Linked DNA regions of Mus musculus: regions 1, 2, 3, 4 and 5 are each linked to region 6. A link is a loop called in an ENCODE intact Hi-C map of the cell type or tissue named here. Cell type or tissue: left cerebral cortex. All regions are shown on one strand.

The links. A loop is a pair of places that touch in the nucleus more often than their neighbours do. Peaks named below come from ENCODE experiments on the same cell type or tissue, not always from the same donor. Only the 100,000 strongest peaks of a DNase experiment are listed, where the experiment ranks them.
Region 1: it touches region 6 in a loop (1.8-fold over the local background); 2 of 42 quality-filtered maps call a loop at or near these places.
Region 2: it touches region 6 in a loop (5-fold over the local background); 10 of 42 quality-filtered maps call a loop at or near these places.
Region 3: it touches region 6 in a loop (3-fold over the local background); 2 of 42 quality-filtered maps call a loop at or near these places.
Region 4: it touches region 6 in a loop (2.3-fold over the local background); 8 of 42 quality-filtered maps call a loop at or near these places.
Region 5: it touches region 6 in a loop (2.3-fold over the local background); 11 of 42 quality-filtered maps call a loop at or near these places.

The regions. Positions count from the first base shown.
Region 1 is chr8:33,240,897-33,244,896 of GRCm38, forward strand. Wrn (Werner syndrome RecQ like helicase) reads right to left here. Exons shown (of 34, transcript NM_011721.4): 33 at 53-258. Among named protein-coding and RNA genes, the nearest start is that of Gm33281, 93 kb to the left of the region's middle. In left cerebral cortex, no CTCF peak of the experiment used is centred here; a DNase peak (open chromatin) is centred at 1,523.
Region 2 is chr8:33,218,149-33,222,148 of GRCm38, forward strand. No RefSeq gene overlaps it. Among named protein-coding and RNA genes, the nearest start is that of Gm33281, 71 kb to the left of the region's middle. In left cerebral cortex, a CTCF peak has its summit at 2,492 (motif pointing right); a DNase peak (open chromatin) is centred at 2,505.
Region 3 is chr8:33,515,681-33,519,680 of GRCm38, forward strand. It overlaps a transcript of Tex15 not described here. Among named protein-coding and RNA genes, the nearest start is that of Tex15, 53 kb to the right of the region's middle. In left cerebral cortex, a CTCF peak has its summit at 1,556 (motif pointing left); DNase peaks (open chromatin) are centred at 1,719 and 2,085; H3K4me3 peaks cover 1,029 bases.
Region 4 is chr8:33,695,947-33,699,946 of GRCm38, forward strand. Gsr (glutathione reductase) reads left to right here. Exons shown (of 13, transcript NM_010344.4): 13 at 1,200-2,216. The coding sequence ends at 1,349. Among named protein-coding and RNA genes, the nearest start is that of Gm24727, 6.1 kb to the left of the region's middle. In left cerebral cortex, CTCF peaks have their summits at 403 (motif pointing left) and 2,384 (motif pointing left); a DNase peak (open chromatin) is centred at 2,388.
Region 5 is chr8:33,729,494-33,733,493 of GRCm38, forward strand. Gtf2e2 (general transcription factor II E, polypeptide 2 (beta subunit)) reads left to right here and starts at 2,574. Exons shown (of 8, transcript NM_026584.3): 1 at 2,574-2,636. 1700104B16Rik (a long non-coding RNA gene) reads right to left here and starts at 2,994. Exons shown (of 2, transcript XR_004691281.1): 1 at 2,296-2,994; 2 at 1,041-1,584. In left cerebral cortex, no CTCF peak of the experiment used is centred here; a DNase peak (open chromatin) is centred at 2,379; H3K4me3 peaks cover 1,892 bases; H3K27ac peaks cover 1,592 bases.
Region 6 is chr8:33,597,217-33,601,216 of GRCm38, forward strand. Ppp2cb (protein phosphatase 2 (formerly 2A), catalytic subunit, beta isoform) reads left to right here and starts at 2,405. Exons shown (of 7, transcript NM_017374.3): 1 at 2,405-2,802. The coding sequence starts at 2,701. In left cerebral cortex, CTCF peaks have their summits at 2,290 and 3,024; DNase peaks (open chromatin) are centred at 2,328, 2,811 and 3,022; H3K4me3 peaks cover 1,852 bases; H3K27ac peaks cover 845 bases.

The DNA.
Region 1 (4,000 bases), 360 kb before region 6:
GGGCACCCAAAGTGCACATGTGACACTTCGCAAGCATGCATGCAGTCGATACCTTGGTCTCGGTGACCGCCTCTTTGCTCTCCTTACAGCTCTCACAACTCTCTGCAGAGCTGGGGAAACGCCTCTTCCTGCTGGAATCACAAGGAGGCTGGGTTCTGCTGTCGGAACCACTCTGAAGAATCTCAATCGCCATGTGGATGAGGTACGTGTCTAAGTTTTCAGGAACTAACATTCTGATGAGTTTAACTTTATACATATCTGTAAGAGATAAGAAAACCAAGATAAATAAAAGGTAAGCAGAATATTATAGAAAATATCAGGTGAAAATTTTAAAATACTATATTTGAAGGAAGAAGATTGTGTGCCCCCCCATTCCTGTTTTTCAAATGGTAACATCCCTAAGAGAAAATGGGGTAAAATTAATAGGGAAAATTCTTTAATGTTTCTTTTGTTCCCAGAGAATAACAAGAATCACAAATAGATCCTCTTTTAAAGGAAACTATACTTCAGTTTCCAAATATTGGTCACCAATTAATTTTTTTAAAAAATAAAAATTTATCCTTGGGGCTGGAGAGATAGTTAAGAGCTCACATTGCTTTTACAAGGGATCCAAGTTTAGTTCCCATATCAAGAAGTTCACAACCATCTGGAATTCTAGCTCCAGGGTATCTGATGCCCCCTTCTGGCCTCTGTAGAGACCCACATTTGTGTTTTTGCACACATACAGAGACACACACATGCAAATAAATTTGTTCTTTTTAAAAAAGTTCTATTTTTTTTTCTTTTCGGAGGCGGGTTGCTGAGACAAGGGTTTCTCTGTGTAGCTCTGGCTGTCCTGGAGCTCGCTTTTTAGACCAGGCTATCCTCAAACTCACAGAGAGCTACCTGCCTCTGCCTCCCAAGTGCTGGGATTAAAGTTGTGCGCCACCACCACCTGGCTTAAAAACAGCTCTTAAAATAGAAGTGATGGATACTTACAAATAAGATCCTAAGACAATTAAATCAATAATATATACCATAACAGACCACATCAGTTACTTAAAATGCTCATTGTAAGGTGAATTTTCTGGGAGAATATGTTCATCACAACATTGATTTTGTGAAAAGGTGAAGACGGAAAGTGCCCAAAGTAAATGCTGCTGAATCCACAGGACAGGATGCTCTGTGGCAGAGTCCAACCAGAGCCTTGCCTTCAGAAGGACGGGGCCTGCACGCTTAATGCCAACACAACTCCCTCACGGCTTCTGCACACAGTGCAGTGTCTCCTACAGATAAGCCACACTCTTCCTTGAAGCACATCCTTTCTTCAGCATCCTCATCCTTAGTGTTGAGTACAACAGAGCTAAGCAACCAGAATGCGCTTATTCTTGTCCTCACTGGGGTTAGAAAGCTCACCAAGCAGTGCTCAGAAGCCAAGGGATGTTCTAATGACATCTTGAAAACATGAATTTAAATCGTTGGTATTTTCAGGCCGAGAGCCTCTTTTTTCCCAAAGACTATGGGTTGGTACTCAGGCGCTCATCCAAAATGGGAAAAAAATGCTAACAGAAGTAGTACAGTTGGCTACCTACACATGTTCCAGGTTTAAAATGTAAGACTGGCGCCAAGCAAAGTCTTAGAAAGAACTTTGTACTAGATACGCACTAAAAAATCATCAACCAGATTATCATATCAGCCCAAATAAAATTGTTCTGGGCCAATGCACTGTTCTAATTATCGCAGAAATCACACAACTCTTACTGCCCTGATGAGCCCTCTGCTCCGGGCATGTAGCAGGCTGAAATTTGAGTACCCACTGTCTTCACTTTTTCTTTAGAATAATGTTCTAAGGAACATTATCTTACATTTGTATCTCTGGACTGCTGAAAGTGGGGTTGGTGGTCCATAGGTTAGATACACTGTAGCTTGATGCATTGTGATAAATTATCTCTAAACTGTTCTGTATCCAATACTATAACCATTAACCTATCACATCCTACTGAATATCTAAAGTTAAGTAATTCAAGTATTAAATTTAAAAACTGATATTATACCAGTCTATTTTGTCCACCTTCAAGGCTTATAAAAGCTAATTATGGGTCACAATTTTTGATGTTACTATTTTGACATTTTTTTTTGACAGTGCCTCAAGTAGCCCAAGTTGGCCTTGAAATCACTATGTAGATAATAAAGACGATGATAATAAATGCTCTTGGCTTCATTTCCCAAGCACACACTGGCATACTGGCTAAAGTATTTCTGATTAAACTTTAGCATTAGAAGACATGTTATAGACACAAAACATCTGACTTAGGCTTAACACAGAAAAAATGGAAAAGAGCTTGTTAAGAACTTTAGGTTAATTGAGTATTGAAATGATAATATTTTAGTATATAGAACACATTAAACTGTTATGAAAAGTAATTGTATCTATATAGTTTTTTTAGTGTAGATGTTAGAAAATTAAGGTGTCTGTGTGGTTAATGTTGTATTTCTATTGGCTAGTGCTATTTTAGAAAAATCTCAGCACTATCTTAAAATCACCGAGACTACAATTTTACAAGTAAGTCACTTGTAGTTTAAGAGCTACTTATTTCTACTCCACTGTCCCGTGTGAGTCAGTACTAAACATCCTCTGGAAAGTGAAATGACAGCACTGGCTTGTCCTCCTTAGGTGCCCTAAAAGGGATCATGTTACCCCTGTGTTGAAGGTCCCTCAGAAGGCACCCTTAATTTTCCAGTTCCATGCACATAAAGAATAGGAGAAATTATTCAGAGTATTATCTAGGTACCTCATTAAATATCTTACTTAACTTATTAAGCCTAGTTAAGGATACCCAATGTAGTAAAAGAAGTTTTAAATTATATAAAGATAGAAAAACTAACAAAAACCCCAAAATTATAAAATCATAAAGTTACAGAGTGAAAAATCTAGAGTAATAAGATGTACGAGAGTAAGAGTTCAACTCACAGTTACTCAATTTTTGAAGAGTTAATATAACATTATGATATATTTAATATTATATTATAAAATACAAACTATTATATCATAAAATTATATTGTTATAAAAATACAAAATAAATTTCAATTTGGAATTGTGCAAAATTTATATCTCAAACAAACTTCATTAAAATATTGAATTATGTAACAGGGCTATAGCTAAATAAAAATAATGTCCAGATATTAATGTAGTATATATATTTTCATTCCTTACGTTAACTTATAATGTAGTTTTCTCTAGTAAGATCATACATAGTGCCTTATCAAAGAAAGCCAAGAACCCAAACCTCAAGTCTCACATCCACACATTACAGCTTACAGACTTTGAGTGCATTATAAAGAAACAAGAGTTAAGACTTCAGGACTGCCATATCCTCTGCCTCTACTGGGACTTGAAGCAGGCTACAGAAATCTACTTCTGAATCCTATGTACTCAACCTAGGCGCAGGATATTTTAGAAGAGCAAGACATGTGCTTCATAAGCATGGTTTAAAACACCATCTCTGTTGTGTGCTATTGCAATTCAGTACCCGTCTGAGTAAGGTTTACTCAATGCAGCAGACTGTAGATGGTGGTATCCTCCTAGTGACTTAGTCACTCGCTATTATGAAGACTTTATCTGATGTTTGGTAAATCATGCTATCTAATTATGAACTTTTAAAAAATATTTCTAAACCATGTGTGGTTGTATGTGGTTTTATAATTCCTTAGTTTAAAAGGTATCACATCAGCTATACTATACACATGTACACAGAGAACACCAAATGGATTCAGTAGATTTTGAATCTGTGGTGTGTGTGTGTGTGTGTGTGTGTGTGTGTGTGTGTGTATGTGTAGTGTATGGGGGTGGTGTGTCTCTGTGGGGTGGTGGTGGAGTATATGTGTGTGTGTCTGTGGTGTGTTGGGGAAGGGTGGTGAGCTGTGCAGACAGCCTGGTCCCCAGTTGAGCACAGTTCTTGAACCCCAGTGACCTGGTGGGCAGTGACTTCTGCCTGCATGGGATGGCAGGTGTTTGGCCAT
Region 2 (4,000 bases), 380 kb before region 6:
AGACAGAGACAGAGACAGAGACAGAGACAGAGACAGAGAGAGAAGGTGACAGCAGAAAGAGAAGAGAGGGAGAGAGAGCGATTTCTTAATTCTTAATGATGATTCTATAAGAACTCCCAGAATTATACTAGTAATTATTAATCCCTTTATAATAGGACTGTTATTAAAGCCATTTCTGATATGAAAAATGCAATTAGAACTCTGCCAGTCTTCAAGTGTCAAGAGTTAATTGCTTCTGAGATAGAAAGAAGGCTTTACAACTTAAAACACATTCCAAGAGTTTGTAAAACAATTGACCAACGATCATGACAAGAAAAGAATGATTTATTGTAGGTGCAAGGACAGAAGATAAAATATTGACTAGGTTTATCTATGCAAAACTTCAGTGTCAACTTAGATATGAAAATAATGATATTTAATTCTCCTCAAACCTGTGGACCTAGTGATAAAAACTTAATGTTTAGCCAGCTAAGTATTCTTAATGGAAATACATGTAAACACCACTGTGGTAAACTTCTTTTCAATTTATGATTTGATTTTATGGGGGAAAATATGCTTGGAAAACACATTTCTATTCCCCTAGAGAAAGCACAAAAAACTAGAAATTATTACATTGCATGACATTCTATCAGAGCAGGAGGAGAGCAAGACTGAGGAGAGAGCAAGAAGGGCAGCGGAGTAGAGTAGCTTAGAAATTAAGAAAGCAACTTGGAAATTTAGAGAGCATAGAGTCTGATAGATTTTCCACCTTTCACTTTCCCTCGAAAATAAAGAAGACATTAAGATAAGGGCAGAAGGAGAGAGCAATACACGGAATGCAGAAAGAGGGACAAAAAAGAAGCCACAGAGAGAGCAGAAGGAGCAGGCACGCTTCTTAACATGGGATGGAACAGGTCTTTCCTTCCTTCCTTCCTTCCTTCCTTCCTTCCTTCCTTCCTCCCTCCCTCCCTCCCTCCCTCCCTCCCTCCCTCCCTCCCCCTCTCTCTCTTTCTTTCTTTCTTTCTTTTTGGTTTTTCGAGACAGGGTTTCTCTGTATAGCCCTGGCTGTCCTGGAACTCACTCTGTAGACCAGACTGGCCTCGAACTCAGAAATCCACCTGCCTCTGCCTCCCAAGTGCTGGGATTAAAGGCGTGCACCACCACACCCGGCAGGTCTTTTCTTAATAGCAAGACAGGTTGAGTCTTACTAAAGAGAACAAAGCTTTTTTCATCAAAGACTTGGGTTTATTATTTAGCAATAAAAGGGTAGAAGCTTTTTCTTTCTCTATGCAATAAAGATTGGAGCTCATTTTTTTCATCCAGAATGAGTGAGTTCTTTCTGCCCTGGCAGTTGGTCTTTTGTTTCATATGCATATGTAAGTCTGGATGTGTGTGTGTGTGTTAGTATGTAATTATGAGATAAGTCAGTAGCTAGACCTAACTGGAATGCATGAAGCTGTATGAGTGTGTGTGTGCATGAATTCATATATAAATGTACATGAGTTTATGCATATTTGCTTGTATAAAAGTCTTTCCTTCTGAGAGTGACTCTCTTCTCCTGGTTCAATACAAGTTTATTGCTCCAAACCTCCCTCCCAGCCTGACAAGTGGGAGGCCAGGCTTCTGATCAAGAGAGAATAAAGCCCTTAGCAATTAATCTTTTACTTAATCCCCTGCCCCCCACCCCCCACCTCCGTTACACTACAGCTGTTAATCGTCCAAGTCAGCCTCAGAATAAGCGAGAAAGTTATTAGGATTTTTTAGAAGCCAGCGACTTCAGCATTTAGCATAGTTAAAGTTTAAAGGCCAGAGACTATCAGTGTTTAAAACTATCTCTACATCCAACTCTGTGTCCCATGTCAACCCATTCCAGGCCAGGCAGTCTCCTGTCCTGGCGGGTTGCTTGCTGGTTTCCAACAAGGCACAGCCCACCTTGCGCTTTACCCTCTGGAGAAATGGAACATCTTGTCACTCCAGACACCATTCTGTGTGCCGGCTGGCTGTTCCCTCCACCTGAAATGTCTTTTCTATTTTACATCTGGCTAGTCCTTACCTTCTCAGATGGGAGAGACCTCATCTTTGAGAAGCTGGCCAAGTTCCTGCGCAGATGAGTTTAGCACTCTTGCCAGGAGTCCTGAACACTGTTATTTGGTGTCTATATTTTTTTCATTTATGCCTAATCAGTCAAGATTTTGAAGACTTCCATGTTTCTCTATCCATATCCAAATGACCCACCACAAGTACTGGACACGGGTCTGCTTTCTTTGTGCTAGTTGTCCCGTTTGTTCTTTAGTGGGTGTCTGTTGAACTGCCTAAAGTCAGGTTATAAGCTTAAACATTTTGAGTCCTCGTTGCCCATTACAGAAATCGTTCCCTCTCGACTTTAAGTTTTGTACTAGATAAGTGATTCCATTGATTAGTCAATCAACCCAAAGTAAATTAAGCCTAAGATAATCCTGCTTTTCCTACAAACCATATTGCCTGAAATTGCCAATTTCAACCAGCAGATGGTAGTCTTGAAACAGTGTGGTAAATTGCTAGCTCGTTTTGCCAGTGTGGAAATAAGCCAAAGCAAACGTGAGGGAGCATGGGCTCACATGTCTTTAAAGGACGCTTAAAATAATATAAAACTAAAATGACTCAATAAAAATAATGTTACCCCAGCCAGAATGAAGGGAGCTTGGGGGGCTTTTTAAGCCCTTCTCCTCTCTAAGGCTTGCAGAGCCCCAGTGAAAGATGTATCTTGCTCAGTGTCCAACACTGTCTTAGTTTAAATATCCCAACCCATAATCAGCTAGTGATGAGCCTTGGAAGGATTAAATGTAATTTATACTTCAGGCTGAGATTTAATGGGTATCCACTCCACAAACCAGATTATTTCACAGAAAACAGCCTGTTGTTCTAATTATTTTGATAACTCCTTCTGCGATGTCCACCCCTCTGTAATTTTGTTTGTTTGTTAAACAAAAAGCATTATGTTGGTACAGGAAGAGATCTAGCTGAGTGCCCCTAAATGTCAAAGTCGTCTAGCTGCCCCCTTTACATCAAGCCATTAGACAACGTTCTGTTTTCTCCTGCAGCTTTCCCATAGGGAGAATGAGAATGGCTACTGCTTATTATTCAAAAGCGCATTCTATTCATCAACTGCTCTTAAGCTTGTTTCCTCTTTTATACAGTGAGTTTAATAAAAGAGGCTTATGGTGGACTATCATGCTCAAGGCTGGACTCACATCACACGCTGTCAATTAATTCTCACAACTCAACAGGGTCTCCCCATACTCAATGTGAACTACCCACCCCCACATCTTCTCCTTACTCTAAGGGGAACCACATTGCTTTTTCTTTGGTCACTACTGTGTCCGTGGCTTCCAGAACTATGCTTGGTGCGTAGTAGGTTCTCAATAAAGCTGCCTTGCAACAACAGTCTTCTTCAGGCTGGGGACACAGATTTCTCTGGCTAAGTACAAGAGAGGAGCAGGACCTGGAAAGCAGTGTCTGTGACATGGGCCTTACTCTGGACACCCAGCTGCTGACTGTAGATGCTTTCTGGTAGATGCTTCTACAGTTACAAGGGAGAAAACAACTAGACTAGGGACAGTTTGCTTATCTGTTTGAGACAGGCAGGCTCCCACTGCAGTCTGGTCACTACACACCACTCTTGATCCTTTTCAATCCACCTCTCAAGTACTGTGCCCAAATCAATTGTTAAACTATCTATACACATTGTAACTGATGTGTTTATAAAAAGATAAAGAGAGGGGAGAAATATGTTTTATGGAGGTGTCGTTGAGTATGGGGAAAGGGGATAGCTCGGTCTATGCTGAGACATCCCTTCCCCCTGAGGGATGTGCCTATACTAGCCACATAGTACAATATAGAATAGAGTTTATTCAGGGCATGGGGAGGAGAGCCAAGAGGGTAGTAGAGGCAGAGAAAGGCAGAGAGAAAGAGTAGAGAAGTAGAGGAGTGGAGGCCAGCCATGAGCACGTTGGGGTGGGGGGTGCTGGAGGGATGAAAGGAG
Region 3 (4,000 bases), 82 kb before region 6:
AATAAATTTGAACTTTTATTTAGTATCAAAATAGATCATTAAGATGAACAATAGAATTATACAGAGTAAGATTGGAGCTTAAAATAATGTTTAGAGATACAAAATTTATAGGATTGCAAATATAATAGATTTTAGTATTTACTTGGAAAGGTGTTAAGATCTGATGAACGTTACACCTCTTTACTCACCTGGAATTAGAGTAAAAAAAAAAAAAAAGCAAGTATTTCCATTTTCATAAAGTTGGGTGTCCTAACGTAGCTGAAACTTTCAGAAAAGGTAAAAGTGAAACCCTTGTATAGTCCAAAATGTTAAAGACACCACCTCATGCCACATACTTTAATTTTGTTTTATAATAAATAGTTGTTGAGAGATGTCACAGTACATCTTTTGCGCCCCGTGTCTTGGGGTTTCTGCCTGGGTATAGTGCAGAAATTCTCAGGCTTACAGATGTGAAGTTAAATCTAAACGACTTGCCCAGACGAATCCAGAGGACCTGGATTCTGTGATCCACAAGAGCCTCCAACGAGGCCAGAAGGTAAAGGAGACTTCACTTTCTGAATGCAAGGAGTATTTAAAAAATATCGTTGTTTCAGATCCCTGAAACACAGATGCATTTGCTGACTACCGGCTCAGGCTTTAACTAAGCAGGTCTGCTCTCCTAGAGGGCCCATGTTCAGTTCCCAGCACGCATGTCAGGCGGCTCAGACCACCAGTCGCTCCATCCATCCTCAGGGGATCCAAAGCCTGTTAAGTTTTGTCACAAAATTGGGCCCTGTGGCCCAATTTCCCTCTCAACCCATCTATTTTATTAAAATAATATCAGAAGCCAGTGTTAATAATTCCCTGCAAGCCTACTATGTGCAGAGGGCATACACACTAAGAGTTTACCTCAGCCTGCTCTAGGGAACGAGTACCATTCCAACAGCGCATGTGCAAGCCTGGATTGGGGTGGGGTCTAGTCCTCCTACTGCGCAAGCGCAGTCAGAAGCCCCGGCTCCACCCCTTGCACGTGCGCGCGTGGCGGTATATAAGTGTCCTCCGCCTTCCTGAACTTTCCAGAGAAGCGAGAGGAGCTTGAGGGCTTTATGTTCCAGCTGGGCACTGACTTCCAAGGCGCCAGAGGGATGAAGTAACTCCAGGTTTGTGGAAGGATGTGGTGGATGAGGATGGGAGGGAGGTAAAGTTAGCAGGTTTCAGATAATTGTGGAAGTGGTATTATTATTATTATTAATTATTATTATTATTATTATTAATTTGAGGAGCAGGAGTTCTCGCTTAGTTGTGGACCAGGCTGGACTTGAACTCCGGATTTCCTCCCCAGCGTCGAGTGCTGAGGCCGCCGCCCTGGCGCTCTGTGGAAGAAGGTGTGAGGCCGCGTTCTACTCGGTGCTCACCTCAGCGCGGGGGTTGGGGGATGCGGGCTCCGAGGGCCTCACTGAGGTGGCGTGGGGAGGGGGGGGCGCCACACCTGCGCATGCGCGGAGCAGGGCGGGGGGGGGGGGGCGGCCGGGCTTCCCCCGCCCCCTGCTGGCTTTCCCGCGCTGCGCCCCGGGAGTCCCCGAGGTGGGCGGGGCTCACAGAGGCTCCGCCCCCGCGGGCTGCCACCTGGGGCTCGCCCGGCGAAGCGGCTCACGAGACGGGGTGCCGCGCGTCCGCGTCCTGCCCGGACGATGTCCTTGGGCTCCGGCTGCCCGCGGCCTCGCTGCAAAGAGCCAGTGGACGCCCGCCCGCGCGCGGACCATCCCAGGTAGGGGAGAGGCGCGGGGCGGTCGCAGCCAGTCTCCTGCTGCCGACTCTGCTCCTGAGGTGCGGTGGCCAGAGCTGAGAGGAGGTTTTGTGAGTGACTTCGCTTTCGTGGTCCACGATGCTTTGAGTCCATTCTTTGGATGTTAACATATTGTCTGTCACCTGAGGGTCCGGTAGTGGTGTGGATGTGAAAGAGTCGATTTCCCAGGTGAATTAGATTGATGTCACTTGGCCCGGCTGAACCAGATCGTCTAAGACAGTTTTCCTCCTTGGTTGAGTTTTGGCCATATTGGGGTGTGGAGCGGGAGTCTTTAGGCAGTGGTGCTCCAAAAAGCGGAAAAGGCCGACGGTATTGGCAACTCTAAGGCTTTAAAGATGCCACAGTGCCCTCCGGTTGTGAGGTGTGAGCTGCATGCAGTGTGAAACTTTGTGTGTGTGTGTGCTGTTGAGGGGAGACTGGTGAATAGGGTACCACCTCAGGGTATAATATAGATTGCCAGAAACGTATCCATCGCCTGCTTACAACTTGGAATGTTCTTTTTTAAGACTGTGCAGACAGTAGAAGTAGTACACGTTCGAAGAACTTGTTCAGTTCATGTTTCGAAAATAATTTCAGATTTTGGCTATGTTTAAAAGCTTCCAGGTTTCACACGAAGTTAGGGGGGAGGGGAGAAAATGATCAAAACATGTTGTATAAACAAAAGAAGTAAATTATGAAACAGCGACCCCAAAAGCTCTCCTCCCCCCCTTTTTTTTTTCCACTTAAAAATATATCTTTAAAGCCATCTAGCTGGGCATAGTGGCACAGCACTCAGGAGGCAGAGACAAGCAGACCTCTGAGTTGGAGGCCAGCCTGGTGTTCAGAGGGAGTTTCAGGTCAGCTAGAGCTACACAATGAATATGTGTGTGTGTGTGTGTGTGTGTGTATACGTGTATACACACATACATATAATCCGTTGCTGTTTGGAGGAGAAAGCATTTTAACTGTTAACATTTCAGGAGAGGATGAGCTACTTGTTTATGAATTCTTCTTTAGAAATCTCTTAACAAAAAATTCACACAGACGTTCAAGGTGTTAAAACACTTTCCCAGCAAATGTGATTATCTTTATCATCGTAGAAGGTTCAGACTTTTAAAATGTCTGGGTAACAGTTAAAAACAGGCTTTTGCTTTGTTTTGCTCTGAATCAAAGCTTTCGAGGTGATCAAGGACAGGAATTGCAAAAATAAATAAATAAATAAATAAATAAATAGATAGATAAATAGATAGATAAATAAATAAATATTCACTCACCAGTTCCCTTAAACTCAACTGTTAACAGTTAAAATCAGACATTTTAAAAGTCTGAGCCTTCTATGATGATAAAGATAATCACATTTGCTGGGAAAGTGTTTTAACACCTTGAACGTCTGTGTGAATTTTTTGTTAAGAGATTTCTAAAGAAGAATTCATAAGCAAGTAGCTCATCCTCTCCTGAAATGCCTAATTCGAGCAGCTCACACTTTAATGTGCACCATATATCTTGCCATATTTTACTTTACAGTGTGCGAAAACATTTTTATACCTTTACTTCAGTGATCCTTGGGTCTTTTGAAATTTTTTTTGTCCTTATACTAACTAGGCTGCTTGGGATTTTTCAGGTATAAAGTTGTGTTTTATTATACTAAAAGCATAAGTAATGGTACCTGGACTATGATTTCTTTACATTGGGGTGAGTGGCCAGAGTTTCACAATATTGGAAGACTGGCGTTAGAAAGTTAGTAGGGTTTGGTTTTTTTGTTTTGTTTTTGATAAGTGTACTCAGTGTGCTTTTGCTATGTTCCAACTTCTTTTCGCCTTCACTTCAGAATGCTTGCCTTTTTGAAGGATGATTTAGTCTATTGAAGTGCCTGAATGCACTGTTAGGTGTAAAGAAATCTGATCATTTCTCCAGTCCCTGAATGTTCTGTGTTTGTGATTAGTTTTGTTTGAAATCTATAAAGATTATATATTAAAGATGAAAATGACCTCCTTATTTTTATTTAAAATGGACTTTTTGTTCAGCAGGTATTTCTAGAACATCGGTATTTTATTTGTTGAGTTGATGTGTTTAAAAATGCTTTCCTGAGATGACTTAGCTTTGCTTTGTAATACTTACCTTTGTAGAACAACTATGCCTGTAAGGAAAGTCCTCTATAATCTGGTAGCAGTTCTATATCCTTGTACTGTGTAGTCTCCATCAGTAAAGTCTTTGTAATCACTGCCCTTTGAAATT
Region 4 (4,000 bases), 99 kb after region 6:
CTAGCTGTGACATTACGTTATGAGATGGCTCAACAAGTAGAGGTACTTGCTCGAAGGCCTGATGACCTAACACCGCCAATCGCCTGATTCTGTAGGAGGGCAGAGAGAACTGGCTCCCAGGAGTTTTTCCCCTGACTTCCACCGATACAGAAAATAGCCCATGCGCCTAATCACTCACACCCCTGCATCTGCTCAAGCTCTATCTCCACCCCCTCCCCGCAACACACAGTGAAATAAACATGAGTGCAAATGTATTCTAAGGGGCTGGAGCGATGGCTCAGCGGTTAAGAGCACTGACTGCTCTTCCAGAGGTTCTGAGTTCAATTCCCAGCAACCACATGGTGACCCACAACCATTTGTAATGGGATCTGATGCCCTCTTCTGGTACGTCTGAAGACTGCTACAGTGTACTCATATACATAAAATAAATACATAAATATTTACATGGCCTACGGTTGCCACGTCAGAGTCAGCAGGGCCCTGCCCTTCTCTTCGAATTCTACCATGGTCTCATGCTGGCATGTGGGCTCCCAAGTTCTTTTATAACTAAAATTCAGGAGTTTTTGCTGTTGCAACAGAAATAGGGGTTGAATTATCATAATTGTGTAGTCCCAAAAATATATAATATCATGACTTAACAGAACTGCTGGTGTTCAGCAAGCAGGGAACAGAATTAGCAGGGCCAGGAAGACACAAGTCTGTAGCTATTTGGTTACTGAATGGGCTTAGTTCTTAGAGAAGGAAGGTATGGTGGTGTTGCTCCTGATCTCAGCACCGAGGAGGCTTAGGCAGGAAGATCAGGAGTTTGAGACCGGCCTAGGCTTCTACAGCAAGAGAAGTGCATGGGATAGGAAGAAAAAAGCAGGAGTAAGAAGTGCCTGGGGGCTGGAGAGATGGCTCAGTGGTTAAGAGCAGGGACTGCTCTTCCGGAGGTCCTGAGTTCAAATCCCATCAACCACATGGTGGCTCACAACCATCTATAATGGGATCCGATGCCCTCTTCTGGTGTGTCTGAAGATAGCTACAGTGTAGTCATATACATAAAGTAAATAAATGAAAGGAAGAAAGGAAAGAAGGCAGGCCAAGTGTGCACTGGAAGGAGCCACCGAAGTGGGGCTGCAGAGGACCTGCCTCCTAGGCGTACTTACACTTACTTTGGATATGGAGACCTGACGTCCCTAATCTCTGTTTTCTCGCAGGTGGTTGGCATTCACATGCAGGGGATTGGCTGTGATGAGATGCTGCAGGGCTTCGCTGTAGCGGTGAAAATGGGGGCCACCAAGGCCGACTTCGACAACACAGTTGCCATTCATCCTACCTCTTCAGAGGAGCTGGTCACCCTGCGCTGAGAGCCTGGGGACCCAGGTGGCTAGCGGTGCGACCAGCAGGCCTCCGGGAGGAACCGATCGAGTTTACGCCCAGCTTCTACAGATCTCTGTATTTTAATCAGGAATTTCTGGTGGTGTAAATTTCCAGCTATACACACGCACAGAAGAACTTATGTATCTAATCAGAAGGTTGTTTTGTTAATCCGGGGTTGGTTTTCATTTGATAATATTTATAATTAATATTTTGATTTTTTTGTTGTTGTTTAATTAACAGCCTTGTGTTTGTTGTGTTTTTCTTGCTTTGGCCCCATTCCAAGTTTAAATGTACATGACATACACTCAAGTTAGTGTACCTGATGGATGAATATTGCTGGCTAATTTCTTTTATTTTTTATTTTTTTCCTTTTTTTATGCAGCCCAAGGTGGCCTCAAACAACTCAGAATCCTCCAGCTATAGCCTCATGGGTGCTGGAATTCTAGGCCTGCATGGCCTCTCCTGGCCTAGCTTGCTAGTTTTATATGATGGGAAGTCTGCAGAATATACGTGGTATTTTTGTTCTGTATTGGAAAGCTGCCCCAATGTTACCTCTCTATTCTTGTTTTATTCTTTGCTCTGTGTTAAATGATTTAAAATGGTTTGTGTTATTTTCATGGAACAAAGTGCATTAAAGTTAGACTTGAGGCTGGTTAGGTAAAGGAGAAATGACAGTACATGCAAGACGGAAGGCTGAGGCACTCGGGAGCCCTTTCTTCTTCTGAGTATTCCTGGTTCATTCAGTCATTTCTGTATCTCTGCGTTTGTTTTTTTTTTTTTGTTTTGTTTTTTATGAAAACTGTTCCAAATTTTTGAAATTCACTGCATTGTCTTATAAAATTTATTACGAACTATGCTGCTGTCAGTGTATTTTCTAAGACTTTCCACACTGGGAGAACAGACACCAGCATCTGTTAGCGAAGAAGTCTCTTTAAAACAGGTGCCAGAGGGGCTGGAGGGATGGGACTGTTCAGGGCTTCTCATTCTTGTGAAGGATTCAGTTTGGTTCCTGGCTCCCCCTTCTGGCCTTTGTAGGCACTACACATATGGTGTACAAATACACACATGGTGTACAAACACATGCAGGCAAAACACTAACACATAAAGTTTTAAAAAAAAAAGAGTGCTAGAGGGCTGGAGAGATAGCTCAGTGGTTAAGAACACTGACTGCTCTTCCTAAGGTCCTGAGTTCAAATCCCAGCAACCACATGGTGGCTCACAACCATCTGTAGTGAGATCTGATGCCCTCTTCCGGAGTGTCTGAAGACAGCTACAGTGTACTTACATATAACAAATAAATCTTTTTTTTTTTAAAGTGCTAGAGAGATGGCTAAGCGGTTAAGAGCATTGACTGCCCTTCCAAAGGTCCTGAGTTCAAATCCCAGCAACCACATGGTGGCTCACAACCATCTGTAATGAGACCCTCTTCTAGGGTGTCTGAAGACAGCTACAGTGTACTTACATATAATAAATAAATTAAAAGAAAAGAAAAGCCGTGAAGGACCAGGGATATGAAAGACAGTCTCAGTGGATAGATGGGGGTGGAGGAGCAGCCTGAGGTACGGTGGTGCACACCAGCACTGGAGAGGTAGAGGCCAGGAGACAGCCTGGGCTACAAGAGATCCTGACTTTTTTTTTTTTTTTTAGATTTATTTATTTATTATATGTAAGTACACTGTAGCTGTCCTCAGATACTCCAGAAGAGGACATCAGATTTCATTATGGATGGCTGTGAGCCACCATGTGGTTGCTGGGATTTGAACTCGGGACCTTTGGAAGAGCAGTAGGCGCTCTTAACCACTGAGCCATCTCGCCAGCCCCCCCCCCCTTTTTTTAAAGGGGGGTCGTGTGTGTGTTATAACCCCATTTCTGTTGTCTTTATCAGCTGGGTAAGCAAAGTCCTCCTTGTCTGTGGGTTTCATGAGCAATGCAATGCTACTGAGGCTTTTCATTTTTCTTTTTTCGATTTTTCAAGACAGGGTTTCTCCGTGTAGCCCTGGCTGTCCTGGAACTCACTCTGTAGACCAGGCTGGCCTCGAATTCAGAAATCCGCCTGCCTCTGCCTCCCGAGTGCTGGTACTAAAGGCGTGCGCCACCATGCCCGACTGAGGCTTTTCATTAAGCTTTTCCTGGGTGACTTTCTGAGTTGGCCACAGCCAGTTTGAGCACTGGCTTCTGGGTAGCCCCGGTGCCGACGAAGTAAAACAAGCGCATTAGTAACTATATCATGTGTTTGTGGCGGGAATAAGATAGGATCCCCAAACGTGGATTTTTGACTGATACAGGTGCCCTCCACTCTCAGTAGCCTGAAAAATAGTGTGCTGAGCTTCTGGGCTCCACTGGGGCTCCACTGGGGCTCCAGTCTTACTCTGCACATGTCCCGGAGTTGAATTGTACCTCTGCTGGGAGGGGAGGCTCCAAGAGCCAGCGCTCTTCTAACACCGTATGTGCTATGTTTACCTTGTTCTTCAGCCCTGGGGATGGTACAAGGAATACAGGCTCTGCTACTGAGCCACAACCTGAGCCCTATCACGGAGTCCCATTGGTGACCTTGTGGTCCTGTACTGGGTCCATAGTAAACCAACAGACTCTTCTCCTCTGTCCTCAGATTAGCCTAGCCCTTGAGATGCTGTGGCTT
Region 5 (4,000 bases), 130 kb after region 6:
AAACCAAACACTCCTGCTGATAAGCAGCAACACTCCAGGTGCCTGTCCTTGAGACCTTAGAGAAATAACAAGCTCAAGGGAGACCATGGGAAAAAAGTAAACAGAGGTCAGGTCACAGTTACGAATGGCCATAAAATTAGTCCTTGAACAGACACCCATTAACACCCCCCCAATTCAGTACTATTCTACCCTCTACTCCCCTTTTCCATGAATATTCACACTATTCTAACTATATTGTATATAAATCCAATGTTTTCTGTCTGGACTCAGGGTCGCTTGCCAACATTCACGCAGTGAGTGCTGGGTTGACTATCTGAGTTCAAACTTGAAACAATAAAAGACTCTTTAGTGAGTTGCAGCAGACTTTGACATTCTTGGGCTCATCTGGGTTTCCTGTGGACTCAGAGCACAACAATGGCAAATGCTCTTAATCCCAGCAGAGCGTGGAGGCAGGGGGATCTTTTCCTCCAATCCCATTGCCTCTACATCAGCTTCTGCCTTCAGGTTCCTGCCCTGACTTCCCTCAGTGATGGCGTTAAGGTTTGTATAAGCTTGGCCCAGGGAGTATCATTATTAGAAGGTGTGGCTTGTTGGAGTAGGTATGGCCTTGTTGGAGTAGGTGTGTCACTGTGGTGTGTGGGCTTTAAGTCTCTCATCCTAGCTGCCTGGAAGTGAGTGTTCTGCTAGAAGCCTTCAGATGAAGATGTAGAACTCTTAGCTCCTTCTGTACCATGCCTGTCTGGATGCTGCCATGTTCCTGCTTTGATGATAATGGACTGAACCTCTGAACCTGTAAGCCAGCCCCAATGAAATGCTGTCCTTATAAAAGTTGCCTTGGTCATGGTGTCTGTTCACAGCAGTAAAGCCTTACTAAGACAGATGGACTGTTACCTGGACGTGTAAGCTGAAATAAACCCTTTCCTCTCCAAGGGTTTCATTACGTTGTTTCATCCCGGTAACCCTAAGACTGTATGCATGTTTGGCACTGGATGTATACAAGAGGGGTGTGGTGAAGAAACTGCCAACATGACCACCCCATGTTATGGCTAAGGTTTTTATTGGAGACATGAGAGTGAGAACAGCCACAGGGATCTGGAGAGTCCAGGGCAGAGAGAGAAAGTAGTAGATTGACCATGTGTAGCAGACTGGGCTTTGCCAGGACTGTCTACAAGAAACGGGAAAATGGCCACTGATAGAAAATAGGGGAAGCTTATTGAGAAAAGCAGCAGCAGGAGCGGAGAAGAGTGAACAAGAAGAATGAGTAATCGGTGGGCGGGTGGGAAGGGCCAGGGGACTGGTGAGCAGGCTTTGAAATGTATAAGTGCTTGTAGGGACTGAGGGAGTCTGGAGGCTGCCGGGCTTGCACCTTGTGCTGACATGTTAATTGGAGAGCCATAAGTCACTTTTGCTGGAGGAAAGGGAAATGAGTCATTTTCCTAGACAGAAACTAGAGCTTCACAAGTTCCGGAGGAATGCCGCCGTCTTTTGTCAGTTGTTAGAACTCCTCGTATAGTCCAGATTAAGTTAACTAGTGGATCTTCGGACTGTCATTTGAAGTTTGAAGAATTGGACTCTCCTTTGGACCTGACAAAAATTTAGTTATACAAAGTTAGTTTCTGCATCATCACTAGTATCCTATGTTGGGGGGGGGGCGGGACATACAAAACTAAGACCCAAAGTAATTAGTACTAATAAACTACAGCTATGGGATATTTAAATACTGGATTAGGCTGTACAAACAAGGATAGTTGTAGGGTGCAGGATGGGCCAATTATTATTATTTGTTGTTGTTGCCAAATATCGCACCCACATCTTATATTGTCCCCCAAAAAATCAAAGACAGGTCACAGGTATGAAAAGAGCCGGTGTTCGAAGCGCAGAAGCTGAGCTGTAAGTTTTGAGGTTGAAGTCCAGAAGTTGAATTCTATGTTGAGTTTGCCTTTGCTAGACTGTCCCTCCCACCCCCAAGCCCCCCGCCACTTGTTAAAGGTGGTTCTGGTGAGTGGTATTTGAAATAAAATAAAAAAGCTTGGCATGGAGCAGCACTTGGTAGGCCGAGGCAGAACGATCTCTGCAACTTTAATTCAAGTTCCAGGCCAATCAGGGCAACACAGGAAGACCTTGTCTCAAATAACCAAAACCACCCACCCTCCAAAAAATATGACAGATTTATTGGTAATGTTGCCGGTTGGGTTAGACTCCAGAGCCGGCTGAAGGAGCTGCTCCGACTTTGTGCCAAGAAAAGCGGCTTTCCGTTCTTCCCTAGAGCAGAGCTGGTAGAGTAAACGTGGCTACCGGCAGCCTTTGAGCGCGCTCCGGTCGTCATGGAAACTCGGGGCGGAGCACGCCGTGACGCAGGCGCCTTTTCGGAGCGGCGTCGCGGTGGTTGCTGGGAGCGAGCGTCCTAGCCGCCGCACCAGGAAGTGGAGGGCGGGGCCGGGGCTGTGTCGCCAACGCCACCACCACGGCCGCCTCGGGTTCGACCCCCTTGGCAGGTCCGTGTTGGGCGTGCGCGCCGCGACGGCGGCGGGGGGCGGGAAGCGGGCCCGCGGTGGGCGGGTGTGTGCGTGCGTGAGTGCGTGCGTGCGTGCGGCCGAGGCGGAGGCTGGGAGGCGGCGCGGGCTGCGGGCGCTGAGGTAGGGACTGCGGCGGCGGGCGAAGGGGGACGAGTCCCGCGTGGGACTCGGCTGCCCCGAAGCGGGACGCGTCTTCCGAGGGGACGCGCGCGTGGACGCCACGCCGCCGAGCCGTTCTCCAAAGCCGAGCCCCCGAGAGGAGGGGCTCGCCCCAGCCAGCATTGTCTTTTAGGCCGGACGTCCATACAGCAAACTTTCGGGTTGGAAAGCGGGAAGGATTCCGGGTGGGCGAGCGGATGGTGCCGACCGCTTCTTGGCCACAACCACAGCAGCCGAGCTCATCCCTGTGTGGAGTTGGGGGGACCACCATGGCGTCCCCTCCCGACTGGCTTTTCTAATGCTGCTTTAAACTTTTTGAGGTTGTGAGTTTTCGGAGGAGTCGAGAGGTATTTTCCCGATCGAACTCTGCGCTCCGTTTTCCTGATGTGCTCCGGTACTCGGGGGCGAGCCGTGAAGCGAGAGACAGAGTAGACAGACAGGCTGCTGGAAGATTGCAGATTCTGGGGTAGGAAAGAACTGGACAGTGGAGCCTGAAGATTTGAAATGTTAGTTTTCCGGTAGCTATCCACCGTGAAACGTACCAGCTCTCGGTCGTAACATCCTGTTCGGGGCTTTTGATTGACCAGATTAATGTAAAGTAGACGTGGATATAGTTTCTTTACCACCCAGGTTAGCCCTAAGATGTGCACTGCAGTACAGATGTTGGTTGCAAAAGGAGGAAAAGTTAGTTGGAACTCCGGAGAGTAAACCGCTTGCTCTGGGTGCCTTTGTTGGTATCATCATATAGAGAGGTCTCTCTTATTTCAGAAAGCTTTGCTAGGGTTCCAGGGCTGGGACACATGACTTCTTACTTAGTTGTGCCACTTCTATTCAGGTTTTATGTGTTAAAATTAGCCATAGCACTAATGCTTAGTCTTTCAGACTTGTGGGCATTATGTAGTTAGGTTTTTCTAAGTTGTACAGGTTTGATCTGTCCTAAAGTCTTTATTTGACGTCCAGATTAGTCATCTGACCTTATGAAGTAAAATGTTCCTGTTTTAGGAGTTGCAAACTGCCTGTTTCCTCAGTCTTCTCACGTTGTGAATTTTTTCTTATTTTCATGCTTTCCCTACTCATACCTCTCTCACTTGCATATTAAGTTAATGTTAATTTCTTACCTAATACAACCAAAATAACAATTACTCTTGAAAAAAAATCTTTCATAAATACTTCCTCACTTTTAGAGTTGAGCCAAGTATGTACAACACTGATAGTGCCCCATTCCCCAGACCTAGGAGGAAACTACATTTAGAGCAGTTCTGTAGATTATTTGCTCAAATGTTAGGAATTGAAACTGGGAGGAGCAGATGTTTTACTCTTAGACC
Region 6 (4,000 bases):
CAACACCACATCCCACGCCTGTGTCCGTCCTCATCTGTCAGATGGAGGGAGTGTTCACTGTATGGCGCTGTTGGAGTGAGAAGAAAGATGCAAAGCACATAGACTGTACAAAGTACTCTAAAAAGGGTCTTGGTTTCCTAGATGCCATGTGCAAAGTCGTCCCAACATTGTGTGGCAAGAGGGGCACTTCAGCTCAAGTGAGGGCCGTCAGGACAGCAGAGGATGCTATGCTAATGACTTATACAGGGCCCAGTTTCCCCGGAACCTACTGATGCTCAGTTCTTGGGGATGCTTTCCCTTTCCTAACAGACTATAACTTCTTCCCTGACCTCTGAACATTCTTTTTCTACTCTCTACTCCTCGCACCTTGTAGCTCCACTATGGAACATGCCTGCTTTCTGAGGCCTTACCTCAAAAGGTGTGATTTCCTCTCTTCCTCTTCTTCATCTCCCTCTTGGTCAAAATTGCCAAGATCTGCAGCCCTGCCTGTTGTTCTCTTAAACTCTGACAAACGGGTCCTTGAGCTTCCTTCTATTTACCAAAGCTTTCGTTAATAAGACAGAGAACGCACTCAAGGGAATCCTGAGTTCCCCAGGCATAGCCACACTTCACAGAGAAGGCATTTAGATGTGGAGGGGCATGCTGCTAACCTCAGCAACTCACAAAGCTGAGGCAAGACACTGCAGGTACCAGTGCAGCTTGTGGCACACAGTGAAAACTGCCTCGGGGTGGCAAGTGTGGGGGACCAAATTCCTGCCTCCTCTATAGCACTACTTAGTAAAACACTTTAGTCTCTCTTACTTACTGCCGATATTCACTCATAACTTATAAAGTCAGCTCCCAACCCTTGCACTGTAGTAGTGTTGCTGTACCACTGGGCAGCTGCTTTTCCCACTCCATCGTTGAGAGAGGTGTGGTAGGTAGCAGTGCCTGTAATCCCAGAATTTGGAAAGTGGAGACAGGAGGATTAGGAGTTCAAGGTCATCCTCAACTCCAGAGCAGGGAGCCAGCCTGGAATAAAAGAAACCTTGTCTTAAAATAAACAAGGTCTGCAGAGATGGCTGGGGGGCAGCGTACTTTGCCTACAAGCCTGAGTGTGATGCCCAGAGCCCACCTAAAACTGGAGATCATCTACTTCACAAAGTCCATGTACTCACACAACTGACAAGATTTTGTGCTTACTTATTTCAACTAATGACAAATCTGCAGCTAGAGGCAGTTTGGGGATTGCTTCAAGCTGAGAAATTGACAAAACCAACTCAGGAACCATGACGCTGTTGAGCACTTGCGAACAGCAGAAGCAGCCGTACATGTTTCAGACCCAGGAAATAGGGTCTGTGAGCACAGCTTTAAAGGTCTCGGTATCTAGCCCCTGTTATATAAAGATCACTAATTACAGCCAAGGCATCATAGTAGTCACAACAAAGAATGATAAGATGGAATGGCCACAGAAAAATTTAAAAATCATTTCATGGTTTAAAGAGATTAGCTGAGGTTAGGATAAACACAGCTTGGTGGTAGTGGTGCACACCTTTAACCCCAGCAGTTGGGAGGCAGAGGCAAGTGGATCTCTGAGTTCGAAGTCAGCCTGGTCAACAGAATGAGTTCCAGGACAGCCAAGGCTACACTGAGAAACCCTGTGTTGAAAAAAACCAAGAGAAGAAGAAAGAAGAAAGAAGGAAGAGGAGGGGAAGGAGAGGGGGAGGGGGGGGGGGAGGAGGAGGAGGAGGAGGAGGAGGAGGAGGAGGAGGAGGAGGAGGAGGAGAAGAAGAAGAAGAAGAAGAAGAAGAAGAAGAAGAAGAAGAAGAAGAAGAAGAAGAAGAAGAAGAAGAAGAAGAAGAAGAAGAAGAAGAAGAAGAAGAAGAAGAAGAAGAAGAAGAAAGAAAGAAAGAATGAAGAATGTGTGCTACTCTTACAGATGCCCTAAATTTGGTTTCTAGCACCATATACCACCAACTCCAGCTCCTGGAGAGCCAATACTCTCTTCTGTCCTCCCAAGGCACCTGTACACACGTGACATAAACGTAAATACATCCTTTGTTAAAAGTTATCTTTCTGATATAGACAGAAAGGGTCTGAGATTCAAGGCTACGCAATGAATTACTGCTAAGAGTAGAAATTTACTCAATAAATATTTAGTGCATGCTCTAGGGTAGTGAAAGGTTGAGGGAAAAGCCCAACAGTCTCAATGCCCTGTGCGGAGAGAGGTCCAAGGCGAGAACCGGATTCCCCAAGGGCAGAGTGGGCAGGAGGACCGGGGGAAGGATGCAAGGGGACCGTTTCTCCGCCGGGCCGCGCGAGGGCGCTGCTCCCCTCCTCGTGCGCCGGGCCCGGCGGCGCCGCCCACTCGCCTTTTCCCGGCGGAAATGCCGGGGCGATGACGGAAACCCGGAGGGAGGGAAGAGAAAGAGCGAGAGGGCCGTGGCCAGAGCGCGGAGAGGCCTGCGGGTGGCAGCGGGCGGGCGGGCGCCGTCGGGCCGGAGCCGAGCCGAGCTGCGCCGCGCTCTGCGCTCCGAGCCGTAAGCCCTTCGCCGCGCCCCAGGCGCGTGGCCGGGGCCGGGCGGGGCGGGCGCTCCCGGAGGCCGGGGCCCGCGGCTGCCCGCTGGGCTTGGGCGGGGCGCGGGCTGCGCGCTCCGCGGCTCGGTGGTCCCGCCGGGGGCCGGCGGCGGGGGAGGCGGCGGGGACGCGCGGCTCGCCGCCATGGACGACAAGGCGTTCACCAAGGAGCTGGACCAGTGGGTGGAGCAGCTGAACGAGTGTAAGCAGCTGAACGAGAACCAAGTGCGGACGCTGTGCGAGAAGGTAGGCGGCCCGCCGCGGAGGCGCGCGCAGGGGTCGGGGGGGGAAACGGGCCCTGGCCCCCGGCTGGAGTAGGGGACGGGGTGCGGGACCCCACCCCACGCCCCGAAAACCAGGCTGCTGCAGTCCCCGGGCTCCACGGACAACTGCCCTGAAAGTCGTTAACACCGAGCGGTGGTTAGTGTGGCGTCGATCGCTCGCAGGTGATCCACGGAGTGCAAGGAGCTTTTGTTTGCACACTAGTGGGCGTGATGGCAGGCCGAGCCTTCTCCCAGCCTGGGTTTGGCGGAGGCAGATGACTGAAGGCTGGTCTGGGCGGCCGAGTGGCTATGGAGAGGGACGTCTTTTTCAGGAAGAAGACAGCAGGTGCTGAATTTGGAAACGGTGCTTACTGGCAACGTTAACTGGGATAGGTGCTATTTAGAACCGGCCACGTTACAGAAAGTTACTTCCTTTTTTTTTTTTTTAACCCTGTGTATCCCTCCCGACCCCACGCTATAGCTTGCAGGTAATGGATTAGGTAATCCCTTTTTGATCGTGTCTTCTCAGCTTTCAGACATGTGTGTGTATCTATTGGTTTATTAACCGCTAGGTTTTTGGGTTTTTTTTTTTTTTTTTTTTTTTTGCTTATATCATCTTATTTAGAGTCTTTTTTTTTTTCATTCCTCTTTTTTATTGTGGGCTAACTCGCTTCCCCATGTTCAAGAGCCCTGCGAGAGAGTAACGGAGCTAAGTATTCAAGTCAGAGTCTACATTTTTTTCCCCAGAAGTTAGGATCCTACCAAAGGATTTTGTTTATCCGTCTGATAACAGGCACTCCTTACTTGGGGTGGGGAGTGATAGATGGCTCTTGGTGCGCTTTTCAAGTTGACCAGGGCCTTTGTGGGTTGAATAAGTACTTAGCACAGGAGAGTTTCTTTCTTCTAGTAGAGCCGTGAAGAAAAGGGTGTTTCCCTCAGAAACTGTTTGTGTATCGTCTCAGTTAGCTTTTATTTATCTTGTGTGATAACCTGTAATTTCGTTAAGTCTTAAAGGTAACCTTTTAGGTGATCTCTCTCAAGCTGGAGCACCACTGGGCTGTCCAGTTTGGAAATTGAGTCAGTCAACCTTATTGTAGTTGTGACATCCAACCTATAAACCAAGAGGTGGCGAATCCGGCTAGGTGTTTCCATTTGACTTTCTGATAATTTTAGGATCCACT